2 separate regions of the Mus musculus genome follow, and region 1 is linked to region 2. The links are chromatin loops, found by intact Hi-C in ENCODE. Cell type or tissue: heart. All regions are shown on one strand. Links, peaks and the distances in the headings refer to the core of each region. The heading gives the core; the rest is flanking DNA.

Region 1 (8,893 bases), core at 227-8,226, 770 kb after region 2:
CAGGCACCTCCCAGGAGCCTTTTGGAATCACTCCTGTGACACAGATACAGAGACAGCTGCAGCGGCTCAACCCACCTTGCGGTTGTGACAGAACTCATAGCCCTCGGGTTTGCACTCATGCGAACGGATCAGGAGTTGCAGCTTGTATTTTTCCATCAACCGTTCTGTCACGTCAGGCCCAAAGTAACAGCCTCCTCCTCGGACAGCGTTGGCCTTGCAGCCCTCCTGAGCCGCGGGATCACTCCACAGAATATCTACAACCTAGGAAGAAGAGGAGGTTCACAGCCACTCCGCCATTCCCAAGAACACCAGGAGGGTGGGTGGAAGAAGCAGGTGAGGAGGAGAAAGTGGAGGAGGGAGGAAGAGACAGGAAAAATAAGACAAAGTGAAAAATGCCTACGTAATCAATATTTGACCCATGTTTATATTTTGAAGTCTTTGTTTATCTTTGTTGTTATTTCTAAATGTGTATGGGTGTTTTGCCTGAATGTCTGCTTGTGTGCCGTGTACACGCAGAGGGGTGTGGGGTTTCATGGGACTGGAATTACAGATGATTGTGAGAGGCATATAGGTGCTGGGACTCAAACCCAGGATCCTATGAAAGAGCAACCAATGCCCTTAGCCACGGGGTCACCTCTCCAGCCACTGTGTTTATATTTTGGGTGCTTAAGGCTGAATTTTAAAAGATTTGCCACATCCTTTTATTGTTTGTTTGGTTGCAGTTTTGTTTGGTTGAGTTTTTGTTTGTTTGTTTTGAGACAGAGTCTTTCTAAGCAACCCAGGCTGTCCTTGGTCTCACCGCGACCCTCCTACCTCAGACTCCCAGTGCTGCAGATTTCTTGCTTGCTTGTTTGTTTTGAGGCAGGGTCTTGTGTAGCCCAGGCTGAGAATGACTCTGAACAATCGATCCTCCTGCCGCCGCTTCCCAAGGATGGGGAACAGAGGCATGCAGCTTACAAATGTTCTATTTCACAAGTGAGTGTGTGCGCCTATTGGCTGGCAAGCACATATGTGGTCTCTTGGTGAATTTTACATGAAAGGGCAGCATGGAATAGAGGTAGTGTTGCTCAGGCAACAGCTGTACCCAGGGCTGACACCCTCAGTCAGAGCCTGTATCCCAGGCCCCTGCACCCTGGCTCCAAAATGAAGGCAGAGATCCTGAAAATAGCAGACATTTCTGCTTCATATCCCCATGGCTTTATAAGTTTAAATCACAATTAAAAGAGTCAGGATGCCCTCTCTGTTTGCTAGACACACCCCACGGAGTCTGCTCAAGGCCTTGAATGCAAGAGTGAGACATCCTCCCTTCACCCACCACATCCTACAGCAGAGAATGCAGCTTGCTCTCTCTGTATTGCTATTCCCATCTTTCTTCTGTATGATGGAATCCCTGATTCCTAGCTAGACTTTTGATTACAAAAGAAGAAAGAAAGAAAGAAAGAAAGAAAGAAAGAAAGAAAGAAAGAAAGAAAGAAAGAAAGAAAGGAAGAAAGGAAGGAAGGGGGAGAAAAGAAAGAAAGAAAGAAAGAAAGAAAGAAAGAAAGAAAGAAAGAAAGAAAGAAAGAAAGAAAGAAAGAAAGGAAGGAAGGAAGGAAGGAAGGGAGAGAGAGAGAGAGAGAGACAGAGAGACAGAGAGACAGAGAGACAGAGAGACAGAGAGACAGAAAGACAGAAATAAACTATGTCCTAATTGCTTTTAGTTTCCTGATTCTTCTACAAAGACCTGGTAATGGTGGAAGACATAATAACTATATGTTATTGTTCTAGTTTGTTTTTTATGCTGTGGTAAAACACTGAACAAAACCAACTTGAGAGGAAGAAGATCTGAGAGTTCTGGGGCAGCAGTTCGGGTTCTAGCCTCTTGTCCATACTCAGGTTAACGACGTTGCGTGTCTGGCACAATGAGGAACTATGGGTTTAGGATGATGATACAGAATACCCTCTTAATGTACTTTTAAGGAAAATGCACTTGATTTATAAGTATCTGCACATTAGTGGGTCACAGATTGCAAAACTTCATTTTAAACTTCAAGTATAAGTTGGTCTTGGAGCCCAGAGCAATAACTCTGGGAGAATGTGATGTGTGCTTCTTGCCCTCCTTTGTCCAGACAGTGGCTACTTCTGCCCACTTGAGCTCTTAAAACAGCCTGAACTCTTTTCTTTATTGGATGAACCTTATGAAACGCCATTTTTATAGATGACAAATGACTCCACCATCAAATTTTTATATAACTTCCCCAAAACCACCAACATCGTCTCCAACCTGGTTACCAGGTGTGCCTGTATTTTTATGTCAACTTGACACAAGCTAGAGTTCTCAGAGAGGAGGGGACCACAGTTCAGGAAATGTATCAGTAGGATTGGCCTCTAGGCAAGTCTGGACTGTTGTCTAGACTAACAATTCCTAAGGGTGGACCCATCCCACAGGGACTGACACCTTTCCTGGACAGGTAGTTCAGGGTACATTAGGAAACAGTCTGATCATTCCATCAGGAGCAGATCAGTGAGCAGCATCCCTCCATGGCCTCTCCATCAGATCCTGCCTCCAGGTTCCTGCCCTGCTTGAGTTCCTGCTCTGAATTTCCTCAGTGACAGACTATGATGTGGAAGTGTGAGCAAAATAAGTCCTTTCCATCCAAGTTATTTTTGGTCATGGTACTGCAGCGCAGTAATAGAAACCCTAACTAAACAGCAGCTGGGTGTGGTAAAGGACATAGTTTTAGAGATCTGGGGAAGCCCTTATTTTTCTGAAAAGAGAGGACAGAAGCTACTGACTAGTTCTGACCTTGTGCGGGAGCTGCCAGCTTGCTGCATGGGAAAGTATCCTTTAAGTGGCACCTAACTTGCATCCTCAGCTGAAGCCAAGTCCTGAAACAGGTATTCTTGGGCAACGGTCCCTAGCAACCTCTCCCCATTCATAACAAAACGTCAACATGAGTTACTAAACAAAAGTTAGTGTCCTGGGGTTTTCTAATTCCTTATAGAAAGTGGGGCCTCAGGAAACCACCTGCATTTATACAGGAGTTTTGATCTCTTCGCTCCCCCTACAGCAGATAAACTCTCAGAAGCAGCACCTGGCCACACTCACCTGCTTCCACTCCTCGGGGGTGGGTTCCAGCACCCCTCCCCCATCAGCAACACAGTCAGCATCTGGGGCCAAAGGCAAGGACTCCCCCTTCTCTCTGATCCCCAGGAAGCCGGCTTGCTGCCGGCACTGTTCCAGTTCCAGGTCCACTGAGCGCCGCACCTGCCCCCGCCGGGATAGCTCCTTGCTGTTAGGGGAGCCACAGGGGATGCTGCAGGACCTGCCGGCTTTGTAGGCCTTAAAGCCAGAGCCCAGGTGAAAAGGCGAAGAGGGCAGAGAGCGGCTTTGAGGAAGAAACCACGGAGTAGGTTTCTGTCCAGAGCTTGTCTGGTTATCTTTTCTCTTCTGCTCCTCTCGATTCTCACTTTCCTTTCTTGTTTTGCACCTCATGGTAGAAACAATCTAAATGTGTCAAATAAATACATAAATAAATAAATAAACAAGCAAACAGACGGACACACACGCAGGCACGCACCACGCAAAGACTTACAAAAATGAAATGGTAAGTCCTTTCAGACTACTGTTCTGGGATCCAGGTCAGTCCTAAACCTCTGCTCTGTGCAGTTTTCCGGGGCTATGACAAGCTTGATGGCAACCCTTATAACTTTGCACAGCAATTCCACCTAGCCACCACATTCAAACACGCAATTGGCAGGCTGATATTTCATGTTTAAATTACTCACATTTAACATATTTTTGCAAGACACATAGTAACATTTTGTATCACCAACGGAAAATTGAGTGCTATGTGGGTCACTCCTGTGTGCAGCGCATCCACGCTGTATACACGGCCTTCAGATCAGTCACATAACCTAGGTTTTCTGATGGACATACACAGCATTACCATGCCGTTTTTAAGGACCCTTCTGCTTAAAAAAATATACCCACAAATGGAACGGTAGTGATGTAGAGTCGGAACCTGGGCATGAAACATGGACGGGCAGATCATGGTTCTGACAGGGTACCCAGAGAAAAACAAAACATCTATTCTACGCGGGGTTTGGCGCCATCTGCTGTAAGTCTTGGATTGCATGGATTGCTAGACCGGTAGTGTAGAATAGGGAAAAGCAGTCAGGTAACCGGAAATGCTTGACCCGTGACCCTACCTTGTTGCAGAGGGACAGGGGAGAGGAAGCGGGAACCCTTTCAGCTGGAGCCCCACCGTCTCATCGTGGCGTTGGAACCGAGTTGAAAAATAAATACAAAACATTCTGTTCTCGGGAAAGACAGCAATCCGGCACGGAACTGCGTGGCAATGAACCCAAAGACAGTAGCCGTGCTTGGGCTACAGGCAAAGCTGAGAAGGCCATCTTTGCAAGGCTAGGCATGCGCACAGAATGCTCCCTCCCCATCCCGCAAATAGATCCAGAAACTGTGAGGTACAAAGAAGAGCCACCCCTGGGTGGGCTGGCCTAGGACAAGAACAAAGAAAGGTCCTGGAGAGGGCCCACGGGATGAATATGTCTTGGAAAGAGACACTCCGTGTAGGGACAGTGAGGCTATCATTTCCTAGCAGTTGGAAGAGAGAAACTGCGACCACCTGGTTCCTACTCAGTCCCTCCTCACTAAAGACAGCAAAAGCCAGTCACCAGTGACACCCCTATCACCTCTCAGGAAACTCTAAAGATTCCGTCATCAAGTCCTAGCTCTGAGTCTCTAACTTTGATTCTTTTTTTTTTTTTTTAACAAGGCTGTTGTTGTTTTTTTTTTTTAAGATTTATTTATTTGTTATATGTAAGTACACTGTAGCTGTCTTCAGACACTCCAGAAGAGGGAGTCAGATCTCATTACAGATGGTTGTGAGCCACCATGTGGTTGCTGGGATTTGAACTCTGGACCTTCGGAAGAACAGTCGGGTGCTCTTACCCACTGAGTCATCTCACCAGCCCTCTAACTTTGATTCTTAAAGAGACTTCGGATGCTGGTGTATTGAGCCTTTCTGGTGAGGTGCCACGGTGCAAAATTTCTGTAAGTCAACCTACTTTCTCACCAGCTCCTAGTGAGAGAGAGCTTCATCATTTACAGACAGCCAAGGAATCCGAGGCACAGCGATACCAAGACTCTCCCAGCACTGGATCCAGTGAGTCTGACTGGAGCCCCATCTCTTTCTTTGCACTCTTCCCTAGGGCTCCCCAGGTTGTCCGAACTGCTCCGAACTGCCGTGCCAGTGCCACCACAGAGCTTTGCCAACCAAATGTTAGGACGTTAGCTCATCCTAAGCCATGAAAAGAAACCGTTCCTTCTGCTCTTTTCAAAGTCCACCCCCCTTCTATGTTTTCACAACGACACACGGGTCTCCCGATGAGATAATTGGCTCTCCTGTAGCTTGCTGTCTCTACCTCCAGATGGAAACACTGCTGAACAGAAGGTTTGAGCTCAAAGTTTGTGAAACATCGAGCTTAAAAAAATCAAGTGCCAGGCAACACGCAGATTTAACAAGGGAAGCACCACGAACTGGCTTTAGGTGTTAGGGCCCTATGCTCTCAAGATTATAAGTAGGGGTGGGGGCAGAAGATGCAGAAAGGAGAAGAGGGCCAACTACTTACTTTAAAAATTAAGTGTGAGCTGGCTGTCAGTGGCACATCCTTTAATCCTAGCACTGGGGAGGCAGAAGCAGGTGGATCTCTGATTTTGAGGCTAGCCTGAACTACAGAATAAGTTCCGGGCAAGTCTACACAGAGAAACCCTGTTTCAGGAAAACAAAACAAAACAAAACAAACAGAAAAATGTGGAGGCTGAATCGACAGCAGCTATGAATGAACAGCACTTGCTGCTCTTGTAGAGGCCCAGAGTTCGGTTCCCAGCACGCCCATCAGGCAGCTCACAACCACCGGTAATTCCAGTTCCAGGGGATCCAATGTCTCATGGCCTGCACAGGCACCCACACCCCATAAAGGCTGTTAAACATCAACTGCCCCTAAGTACAGATGCAAATATCGTAAGGAAACCTCTGACTTTAAGACTGAAGCTGGGCATGGTGTTGTGCACTTGTAATCCCAGTACTTCAGAGGCATAGTGGCGAAGATCACAAGTTCGAGGTCAGCCTTGACTACACAGTGAGTTCTAGACCATCCCTACATTATATATATATATATATGATGTATATGTATGTATGTATGTATATGTATGTATATGATGTATATGTATATGTATGTATGTATATATATATTACAAATAACACACGTGACAGGCTGAGATGTCCAGAAGCAGAGAGTGAGCCAGGGAATGAACAGAGCTCTCGCCAACATCTGCCAAAAACCTTACCCTTTCCCTCTTTAGAACATTGAGTTTGGGTATACAGGGATGTGTAACTTGTCCCTGGCCACCGAATCACATGAAGCCACACCCTACCCTGATTGGCAGGACCTGAGTACAGAAATCTTGGACTCTGAGGCAAGGTAAGTCCTGAATGAGCCCCATATATACAGCCCTGTGCCGTGAACTTGGTTCTGTGTGTTGGGGAAGAGTGCACACAGAAGCCAACATTGTAAGCTAAATCGGGGTGGCCACCCTAACCCCTCTCTCTCTCTCTCTCTCTCTCTCTCTCTCTCTCTCTCTCCCCCCCTTAGTAATGGGCATACACCCTGGGATACCTGGGATAGAGACTGTATTTGCAAACTTTCCTTTCAGGTAAGTATAGCCATTTGAATAAATTCTTGTCAAGTAGGTAGGAAGAGAAACATTGAGTGCCACCCGCTGTCCATAAAAGAAAAGAATGTAACTTTCTTCTGTCCTTTTTAATTGGCTAAAATGTGGCCACGACTGGAACTCAAGCAGCCATCTTGGATCATGAGCATGGCGGCAGAGAATTCCAAGTTCTTAAGATGTTGCTCTAGAGATCCATTCACTCAAGGAAGGCGTAGGCATTAAACACAGCCATTTGAATCTCATGTCACCTCAGCCAAATGTGAGCATGGTTTCATAAGCCATGTGTGACACATTTGACATATTTACATTTAATCTCCACAATGCCAATAATAGAGTTTATTCATATCCCCATTGTACAAGTGATGTCTAAGGTCATACTAAGTTAGGTTGTCCAAGGTCACAAACTCTAAGCAACGGAACCAGGATTTTTATCCCTTTCCGTCTCACTTCTCAGGCCAGGCTTTGTCAACCCAGGAAACACTTTCCAACATGAATATGTCTGTGGCAAACACTATCATTCCCCCCAGATCTGTCTTCCAATTCTTTCTCACAGGTTGGCCAACCACATACACCCCATTTCCAGCACCCCTTTAAACGTATTCGCAGTCTGATGAGGCAGGTGAAAGTGGACACTCGGTGAGTTCTGGATTGTTTGGAAGGAGCAAGAACACTTGCCTTCCTCTTTCTCCCTAGTGTGCAGAACCTGGGCACAACAGCTCCTTTTCTTGGCAATACAGATCCAGGCTTGGAGGGGACAGCCTAGGTGATTCCCTAAACAATGTCACAACACTAAGTTGCCATGTCACCTGATAACTGACAACTGCAAGCCTCAAAGCCAGTCCTTATTCTAAAACCATGTGCTGTTGTGTATGTTCATAGCCATTGAATTCACTCAGAGCTGGGGCTGCTTGGTTTGCAGTAATAAGTTCCGTGATGTTGAAGCTTCAGGAAAGAGCCAAAACCTCTTCGATTTAACAGAGGTGGCCACAAGGGGCAGTTGGAGAGGGGATGCATGGGCTACCATAAAAAGTCAAGAGTCTAATATAAAAAGAATGCGAAGCCTTGGTTTTCCAGGTCTCTATTTCTAAAGTCGAATGGACAGTAGAAAGTTACTGTTCATCACCTATACTCCATTCTCTGTCTCTCCATCCCTCTACCAGCACACAGCACTGTTATAGATACCTGAAGGACAGACACAGTCTCTGGGTCCTTTCCATATCTCCTTAGTATCAACTTTGCATGTGGCAAGAGAGCACCCTCTGTGGGAAGCCAGTCCTTATTCTAAAACCATGTGCCGTTGCAGAGTGGTGCTGACTACTGCTGGCCACCATATATAAGTTTGGACAAACAACCAGTGTGTACATATGCAGTAAAGTTTTTTGCAAAGACACTGCCTGGCCCGGGCATAATAATGAGGCTTTGAGAGTATAACCAATCAGATGTGAGACATGCAAATGAGTATGATAATGAGGCTCTGTGAGGTACAGAGAGAGAGAGAGAGTAGCCAATCAGATGAGGAACATGCAAATTAGGCTTAGTGCATAACCAATCCAGGTGTGAGACACGCCTCTCTTAGGCCTATATAAGCAGCACCAGTTCTGGGCTACGGGTCTCTTCGCCTCTGCAATCAAGCTCTCCCAATAAACATGTGCAGAAGGATCCTGTTGCAGCGTCGTTCTTGCTGGCCAGTTGCTGAACACACATGGGTTGAACTTAGATAACGATGATTTGATGTGAATCATTTGGGAAGTAGGGGCTCTTTGGGAAATGGTGCTAAAGGGCAGTGATTGGAATTATCTAGATTGGGGCTGTAGAGATGGCTCAACAGTTAAGAACACTGACTGCTCTTACAAAGGTCCTGAGTTCAAATCCCAGCAACCACTTAGTAGCTCACAACCACTGGTCATGAGATCTGACACCCTTTTCTGGAGTGTCTGAAGACAGGCATAGTGTACTTACATATACATTAATAAATCCTTTAATGTATATCTAGATCAAGGATGGCAAAAACACAGCACTAGCTGCCACCCTCCTCTTGTGTGTCCATGGCAGACATTGCTAATGGATTACAGCACACTTGCTCCCTGAGGCCAGCTGGGAATCCTCAATCCTTTCCCCACATTCTCACCAGTCGGCATGCACAGTGACTTCTATTTCACA
Region 2 (8,893 bases), core at 693-8,692:
CTATGTTAAGGTGGGGCAGCAGGAAGAACAGGTCCAGAAGAAGTTATCTCATCCATGGTGATCACAAGTATCTTGTGTATTTGTCTAGCACAAGCGTGTATATGTGACACACTCTGAGAATCAGGTTTTCTTCGCCAGAGGTCAACATACACGTTGGCTCTTTCAAATTCTTCGTCCACAAGCCCATCCATCCTCCCTCTGACTTTGAAAAGCCAAGGTGGTCTAGCCTTAACCTGCCACAGGCAGCGAAGTGCTCAGCACTTGATAAACCTGTCATGTTGTCTTCCACAGAAAAGCAATTTTAGTAGTGAAAAGAAAGAGCCAATAACTCTCCCAAGTGTATCCAATTCTACAGCTTCTTGCTAAGTACTGCATTACTCTACCTTCATCTGGCATTATTCAGTCTAGTATCTCCCTCGGCTTGCTAGTACCTGGTAATATTTATGGAGCACCAACCTGCAATGGATGCTAAGCTGAAGTATTTCTGGCTCTGTATTCATTCATTCTTCACAGTTGATGCATGAGATGGTGAACACCGTTAAAATGAGTGAACTTTCCATGGTGGGAACAGGAAGAAAGGTTGATTTACTATAGCGAAGAGAAGAGATTTGGATCTAAGAGTACCATTGCCTACTGCATCTGTATCGCAACTGTTTAAATGATCCCAAGCTCATGTGCCAATCCCTAGATTCAAGGTGCTTTTTATCTCTAGCCTTGGTCTCATTGCAAGAAAATCCTTCAGGGTCTCTTGTGTTGTTCAGTTTTTAAGAGTACTCTCATGTTTGAGTATTGAGTTTGGGTTTTCTACACTCCATTCACCTTACTCTTAAAAACTCTGGCTGATTCTCAGCCTCCAACACCACTCCTGATAACATAAACAAAACACTGCACATTAGCATCTGAAGGCTCCAGCCCTTCATCTGGCCCTTGCCCCTCCATGGGTTTATTAGGAATCAAACCAGGACTGTCCTGAACAGGTACAACCTACAGCCCCACAAGAAAAGGTCAAAGGTAAAATAGAGCAAATATAAAGAATAATTTATACTTCTGTTCCTCCATTTTTAATAATTGCATTTTAAAGTTAGTGATGGAAACGCTGTTTTCATGTCAAAGCATCCATCATACCCAGTCACGAGTCTCCTTTATTTCCATTACAACATCCTCTGAAACTGTCCTTCTGTGCGCATGTGTACATTGAAGATAAGGGCACAAAGTGACACTTGCCAGGATTTAGTAGGTTCCACACTGGGCTGTTGAAATGGATCGTTGTGTTGTCATGAAAAGCAAACATTTTAGTACAATTTATTAGATTCATTTTTTTATTTTATCTTATGCTATGTGTACTTTGCCTACACGCATGAGCATATCTACTGTCCACAGAGGTCTGAAAAGGGTGTCGGGTTCCCTGTAGCTTTCCACCATATATATAGGTGTTGAGCCCCTATCCTCTACAAGAGCAGCAGTACTCTTGAGCACTCAGCCATCTCTCCAGCCCCATCAGACTTGTTAACTTTTAACAAACCAGTGGGTACAATTATTCACATTTTTCAAAGGCCAATTTGCCAATTTAAATCAATTGAAAATGTCTTTATTTAACTCTTTTCTCTCATGCATAAATCAATAAGGAACTTATTGATGTATACATAATTATGTAGCATGAGTATGTGGGGAAATTGCTAATACATACTGGGCAGCACAGGCAAGCATCACAAAGGGATTGCCTGCATTGACCTAAAGATGCATTTGTAGTCCTCCTACTCTGTGTCAGAGCACTCGCCCTTGCCTAAGGTCCCTTCATGTAACTGTTTTAGAACTTTTGAAACACTTTTTCTTTTTAAAACACACTATCTCAAAATAACAACAAAAATCAATGTCTTCTTTATTTATATATTGTAAATACATTTTAGGAAAAACATGTTCCTAGGACCCTCTGTTTCTACCCACCTCAGCAATTTATAACATCTCAAAGAGCATGAGAATCTTAAGTGGTTTACACAAGCTGAGAAAGGCTAGATTAAAGCAATACTTTGCAACATTAATGTTTGTTCCTTTAAATGTCTGGGATAGTACATTAGCTAAAAGCAAATATTATAAAATGCAAATAAAATAGATCACTAAGAATCAAACTTCATCAGGGTTCTCCAGCCAGCTGTTAATTTTGATCCAACCAGAACTTTCCATCCTTGGGGTGTAGTAGTTAATGAGGGCTGAAGTCTGGCTGTAGTTATGACTACAACCAGAGGATACACTGGAGGGGTCCTGACAGATGAGGACTCTCAGGGATCTTCATGAGAGGGAGAAAAATAACAGGAAACAAATGTAAATACAAACTAAAGAGTCTGCTAAAATCCCTAACGGTAAGAAAGCCTGTCACTGTCCTAAGCTACATTGTCACAGCTATGGCTGGACACTGTGGTGATTTTAGTTGAAATTGAGGGAAACAAAACAAGAAAACACTCTATAGATAAAAAGTTTTAGCACACATAGTATTCTATTGTTAAATTTCACTTTATAAGTCTTGATAGATAGTACATGATCAGGCCCATTTATCTTTTCTTTTTTTTTTTAATTAGTTATTTTCCTCGTTTACATTTTCAATGCTATCCCAAAAGTCCCTCATACCCACCCCCCCAACCCCTTACCCACCCACTCCCCCTTTTTGGCCCTGGGGTTCCCCTGTACTGGGGCATATAAAGTTTGCAAGTCCAATGGGCCTCTCTTTGCAGTGATGGCCGACTAGGCCATCTTTTGATACATATGCAGCTAGAGTCAAGAGCTCCAGGATACTGGTTAGTTCATAATGTTGTTCCACCTATAGGGTTGCAGTTCCCTTTAGCTCCTTGGGTAATTTCTCTAGCTCCTCCATTGGGGGCCGTGTGATCCATCCAATAGCTGACTGTGATCATCCACTTCTGTGTTTGCTAGGCCCCGACATAGTCTCACAAGAGACAGCTATATCTGGGTCCTTTCAGCAAAATCTTGCTAGTGTATGCAATGGTGTCAGCATTTGGAAACTGATTATAGGATGGATCCCTATCTTTTCATGTTGGCTAACGTTCACCACTTAGATATTTTTACGACTTTGAAGATGGAAAATAGTCATGTGGAGGCTGCTGCTGCTCTGAATTCAGCAGAAGTTATTCAATGCCAAGCTTGGACAATGTGTTTCCACCCAGAGCTGGAAACCTCTGTTTACCAGTCCCTATGCAATGCCTGTGCATGGGGAACCAGGAACTTCTCTGCAATAGTTGCCACTGTTTTGCTGACCAACTGACTAAATGAAAAAGCCAGTATCATTTCACTGGGACAAGCTCAACCTGCGGATTGGGCTAGCAGGGACTGATCTTCCTCTTGGAGTAGCCGCCTGGTGTTCATAGGGTTGACATGTTAAAACAGAATAAGCATTCTGTAAGAATCATGCCTGAGAGTATTAAGCAAATCAATGTGAGAGCTGCAAAGCATTATGCGGCCCCTTCCAGGTAGGTGTGGCCAGCCACCAGGCTGCTCTGGGTACCCTAGGCAGCTGCTTCCAGGTCTTCAGAAAACAAAAACAAAACAAAAACAAAAACAAAACAAACAAACAAAAAACTGTGAGCTGAATTCACCTTTCTTTTTTGAGGCTAAAGGACCAGTGAAGCAGGTGAGGTGATCTATTTATACATTTGCATTGTTTGAAATGGTCAGATCTATGTCCCAGAAGTACTGGAAGAGATGGGGGGTCTTCAATGCTAAAATACAGTTCTGCTTACTGAACCTTATGCACAGTGATTCAGTTCACACCTCCCTCCTCATCCTAACCAACGCATGGAAGAAAAGCCTAACTCAAATTAATTGGAGAAATTAATGAATCTTTGGGGCCACGTAAGAAATAGCATGCTTTGATGCAGCCACGAGACCCATTAGCTGCCTAAAGAAGCAGCTGTGTGTGTGAGCTTCCCAGATTATTCCTGCCTCAGAACAGCAAAGCCATTGTTCGTGACCTTTTGCACCAATAGACTATATTGGTATGTCTATGCGCCAGTTTCAGGGGAAAGGTTGCAATGGACTCATAACTTTCAAAAGAAAATGTGACTGAACTCTCCCATGCAGTTAATGATGCACATAAAATATTTACCATTTTGGGTTCCTTTGATTTGCTTTCAAAAACTGTTAGATATATGCCCTGAAAAGAGGGGAATATACAGAAACCCTACAGTAAAACTGTGGAGTCACTTGCTTTTGCATTAGCTGTATACACTTCATGTGGATTATAAACATCTCTCTGTGTCATTATGCATGTTTTAAAAGCAGAGTGTTCTGGAACATCGACTTTAAGAATCTGTATTTTTAAACATGTGGGGTGTTCCAAATTCGTGGGTATAAATAACACTGAGAAACATGCTTATACATAAATCTGTCTGCATGTTTCCTTGAGACACATTTAGAAAAGCCGAAGTGCTCAGTCAAAATATCCTATTTTTAAATCTTTCGAGAAGTATAGTAAAATCCCAGCAGGCACTTTGATTTATATAACAACAGAAAATGAAAAATAAATACCCATGCTTTGGAGTATTTGCTGGCAAGAGCAACATACAATGTGGCCCACTCTTCCCTGGGATAAAATTCTTCACTGTCCAGGCAGTGGCTGATCCTGTGTGACCACCAGGTGTCAGTCTAAAACAGAACAAGCTGAACTACACCTAAGAAGGGAGGTTCTCTAAGGCTTAAAGACCTCCACATCCTGTTTTTTCCCCAGGTTAATAGGGGATTGGGGCCTTATTAAAAATTCAAAATAAAGAAATAGATGATTACAGACAGACAGACAGGCAGGCAAGCAGACAGGCAGGCAGCAAGCAGGTAGGTAGGTTGATTCATAGTTACCCTCTGCAGGTTCTCAAGTTTATAAATGATCATGAGACACAACTAAGGCAACGAAATGAAAACCAAGTCCGCTGAAATGCTGAATGGGCTCTCATGAAAGTCTCTGATAGCTTGAAACTTCATCTTGGCAAGAATATTATAAGGAGGTTCTTATTCTGTGAAGGTCCAACTCTAAAGTTCAGTACATCCTTCAGAACCAACCAAGAATTATAGATGTAAACTAAGACATCCAAGGACATTTTTAGGTGACACTTTTAGGGAAACAGCAAGAGAGAGAGACAGAGACAGAGAGACAGAGACAGAGAGAGACAGAGAGAGAGACAGAGAGAGGGACAGAGAGAGGAACAGAGAGAGACAGAGAGAGAGAGATACACCCGCACGTACTGCATCTTTGCATTCCTGACGCAGTAATAATGATTAAGTCAGCAGAATCTCTGGAGCTGGGGGTGAGGATGGGGAATGCAGCCTTGATGACGAGCATATTGATTGACTCTCAGAGCAGGAATGAGCATGATGAACTCAGTGGAATCAGAATGTAAGAGCCAAGAACATAAGAAAATATCAAAAGATTTCCACACCATGGTTCTACAAGCACTTAAGGAAAGCAGCTGGTGAGAAGATTTCTTTAAATCACTTCTGGATGCCCAGATTTTAGTAACTAAAGTCTACATCTACTTTAGTAACTGAACTGACATCTACTTCAAACTTTTCCCCAATTTCCCTCTTTCTTTTCTTGACTGTGTACTATTTCATTCTCTGACCTTTGCTCTCTACCTCTTTCCTAGACCCGAATCACACAAGATGCTGGGAATTTCATGACAAAATTTGTTTACCAGGATGATTTAACAGAACCTTATAACCTGAATGGCCTAAATCATAAAAGACTATTTTCATATAGCTCCAGAGGATGGAAGTCTAAGGTCAGGTGTTCATAGATTTGGGTTGCCCAGAGACCTCTCTTCCTGGTCTGTAAGTGACCATCTGCCTTCTCTGCCATGCATTCACATGGCCTCTGCCTGTGCAGTTATATCACAAGTGTCCAGCTCCCTCTTCTAAGGACATTAAGTTGAATTAGGGTTCATTCTGACAGACTTGTTTGAATTCCATCATCACTTTAAGAACTCTGTCCCCAAAGTCAGTCATGTTCTGAGGTACTGGGATATAAAGCTTCAACATGTAAATTGTTAGGGAACAGGATTCGTTTGCTCTTTCAGAAGCTGGATAAAGGCTTTGGTAATGAGAGCAGAGAGGACTCAGAGCACTTTGTGGAGGAGAGTGTGTGAGGGGCAGACTGAGGGAAATACAGCAGCTCTGGGAGGAGTGGACATGAATAGAGCACTGGTAAATACACCTACTTTGCCAGCTTACTAAAAAATTATTTACTCGAGAATGAATGTTTTCTGCCTTTAGTTGTAGGAAAGAGTGGAATGCAGGAATACCAGCCTGGTAGGCAAATAAAAATGAACATAAAATAAATATTCAGGGACAAAGTCTTTCACTAGTACAAGGCTGTGACTCAGATGCCACAAATCCATTGTGGTCCCCAAACCAAAAAAATAGAAGACACTGAAAGGCATAAAAGTCAAACTGTCCCTGGGCATGATGGCGCACATCTGCAGTCGCAGCACTTCATCAGAAGCAGAGGCAAGCAGATTTCTAATTCTGAGGCCAGCACTGTCTACATAATGACACCCTTAAACAACAACACCAACATTCTGTTGTGTTCAGTATGAAAGTTGTCCTGCATTGTGTTCGCTGAGGTGCATTTACTCAGTGACATAAGGAGACAGAAATAACTGCACTTTTCCACAGAGGGAAATAAATTAACTCTCGAGAGTCTTCCTAGCCTCCTTTAATCTATTCTTGTTCTGTTAGGGGAAAAAAAAGATAACTGATCAAATATGCATATTTGTTCAGGAAAAATGCTAACAAGGTAATGAAAGAGAGAAAGAGTGGGTCTTTACTCCGAAAAGCTACCTGTCATTGCTCTTATGTTTATCAGCATTTGCTAAGATTTATTTTTATTTTTAAAATATATTTGAATTTTTTTATGATATATTTTGGCCACATTTCCCCTCTCACGATGTCTCACAGTTCCTATTTATCTCCCTATTCACACAAATTCATATCTCCCTCTCCCTCTCCCTCTCCCTCTCCCTCTCCCTCTCCCTCTCCCTCTCCTTCTCCCTCTTCCTCTTCCTCTTCCTCTCTTATACAGACACACCACCACAACAACAAAACAAACAAACACAACAAAAAGCTTATAGAACAAACACACAAAAACAAAACCCCGTGCAGTTCACTTTGGATTGGACAACTACTGCTGGGCCCAGAGCCTGACCTAGAGTGAGGTTGATACACCCAGTGACACTCCATTGGAGAAAAGTGATTTTCCCTTTGCCATCAGGAATTAACTGTAAATAGCTTCTTGGTTATGGGTCAGAGTCTGTGTCTACTCCTCCTGTCAGTGCCTGGACCCCATCTGGCTTGTGCGTGCTGCCACAGTCTTTGTGAGTTCATATGTATTCACAGAAGCTTCACCCCTACTGACTAATATCCATTATGGTGTTGTAAGCTTCTCTGCATGCTACTAGAGGAGGAAGATAAGCATTAATATTACCCAGCTACAAATCTCATGTCCTCTAACAGTGATCAGCCTGCCTGCAAGATATATTGATGCAAACACGGCACAAATCTTATAGATGTAACCAACTGCTTTCTGGTTGAATTTAATACCCACTCCACGAAATGGAAGTCTGTCAGATTCTGCTAAAGAGACCAAGAACCTGAAATGAGATAGGTCGTGGGCCTAGGGAAAATAATAGCTAATTATTGATCACTTCCATAATACCATTCAGCATTTGAAATGTTGTTCAAATGCATTGTGCCTCTTGAGGCTCATAATGATTGAGGCAATTGAATTCTCTGGTTAACACATACATTAGAACAAATTAAGAGCTTGGATGTATTAGAATATAATTGGGAGTCAAAATCTTTAATGCACTTGCTCCAAATGACACTGATAAATGGAGATACCAACAGCTGAAACACGTGTTTTACATTAAAACCCATTTTTCTTTTTACTCCACTACCATTTATACATTTCTGCAATGTCTTGCCAGTCTTTGTAGGTACTGTGAACACAAAGATGCACACACCTTCATTTTTGCCTTTACAATTCATCTAGTGAACAGTGATGATATGAGAAAAGCCACAGAAGTTTAGAATTATAGTGGTAAGTTGTGAAGATGCAGATCAAAGATGTGCACAGGCATTGTTTAATGATATGAAGATTTACTTTACCTGATTCCAAATAGGAATGTTTATGATTTTCCCCTGAAGCTCTTCAGGACTGGATAACATACGAGAGAGGACACCAAGTGTTGGTTGCACCATCCAAGGCTGGGAGTGAACAAAACAAGTGCAACAATAGGATCACTGAGGGTTGGTTAGAGTGGCTGAACCAGGTATGAAAAGCATATAGGTAAATTTGATATATTATATATAATATAATGCAGTTATGTGTAATATATGTATAGAGAGAATGTATATGTGTGTATAATGTATAACATATATACATTCTGGTTCATATCTCCATCTGCACTAATGATCATCTCATCACCACCCACCTCCACTTCACAGCTCATTCTGCCTCCCAGGAGACCTGCTCTAACCCAGAGCACACAGCACCATCTGTGGAAATAAAAGCAATAAAGAAAGCACAAATGGAGGCAACCCTGGAGATGGAAAAACTAGGAAAGAGAACAGGATATACCGACACAAGCATCGCCAACATAATACAAGAAAAAGATGGAAGAGAGAATCTCAGGCATGGAGGACACTATAAAAGAAATTGATTAACTGGCCAAAAAAAAAAAAAAAAACCATCAAATGTAAAAAGTTTCTAACTCAAAATATCCAGAAAAAATTGGGACACAATGAAAATACCAAACATAGGAATACTAGGAATAGAAGAGGGTGAAGATTTCCAGTTCAAAGGGTCAGAAATATCATCAACAAAATCAGAATAAAA

What was found. A loop is a pair of places that touch in the nucleus more often than their neighbours do. Peaks named below come from ENCODE experiments on the same cell type or tissue, not always from the same donor. Only the 100,000 strongest peaks of a DNase experiment are listed, where the experiment ranks them.
Region 1: a loop joins it to region 2, with 4 times the contacts of the local background. A loop is called at or near these places in 2 of 42 quality-filtered maps.

The regions. Positions count from the first base shown.
Region 1 is chr5:92,235,657-92,244,549 of GRCm38, forward strand. It overlaps Ppef2 (protein phosphatase, EF hand calcium-binding domain 2), which reads right to left. Exons shown (of 17, transcript NM_011148.4): 11 at 3,089-3,487; 12 at 76-261. Among named protein-coding and RNA genes, the nearest start is that of Ppef2, 16 kb to the right of the region's middle. In heart, for the core only: a CTCF peak has its summit at 4,096 (motif pointing left); no DNase peak of the experiment used is centred there; H3K4me3 peaks cover 409 bases; H3K27ac peaks cover 598 bases; H3K27me3 peaks cover 802 bases.
Region 2 is chr5:91,460,671-91,469,563 of GRCm38, forward strand. No RefSeq gene overlaps it. Among named protein-coding and RNA genes, the nearest start is that of Gm42110, 15 kb to the left of the region's middle. In heart, for the core only: a CTCF peak has its summit at 4,630 (motif pointing right); no DNase peak of the experiment used is centred there.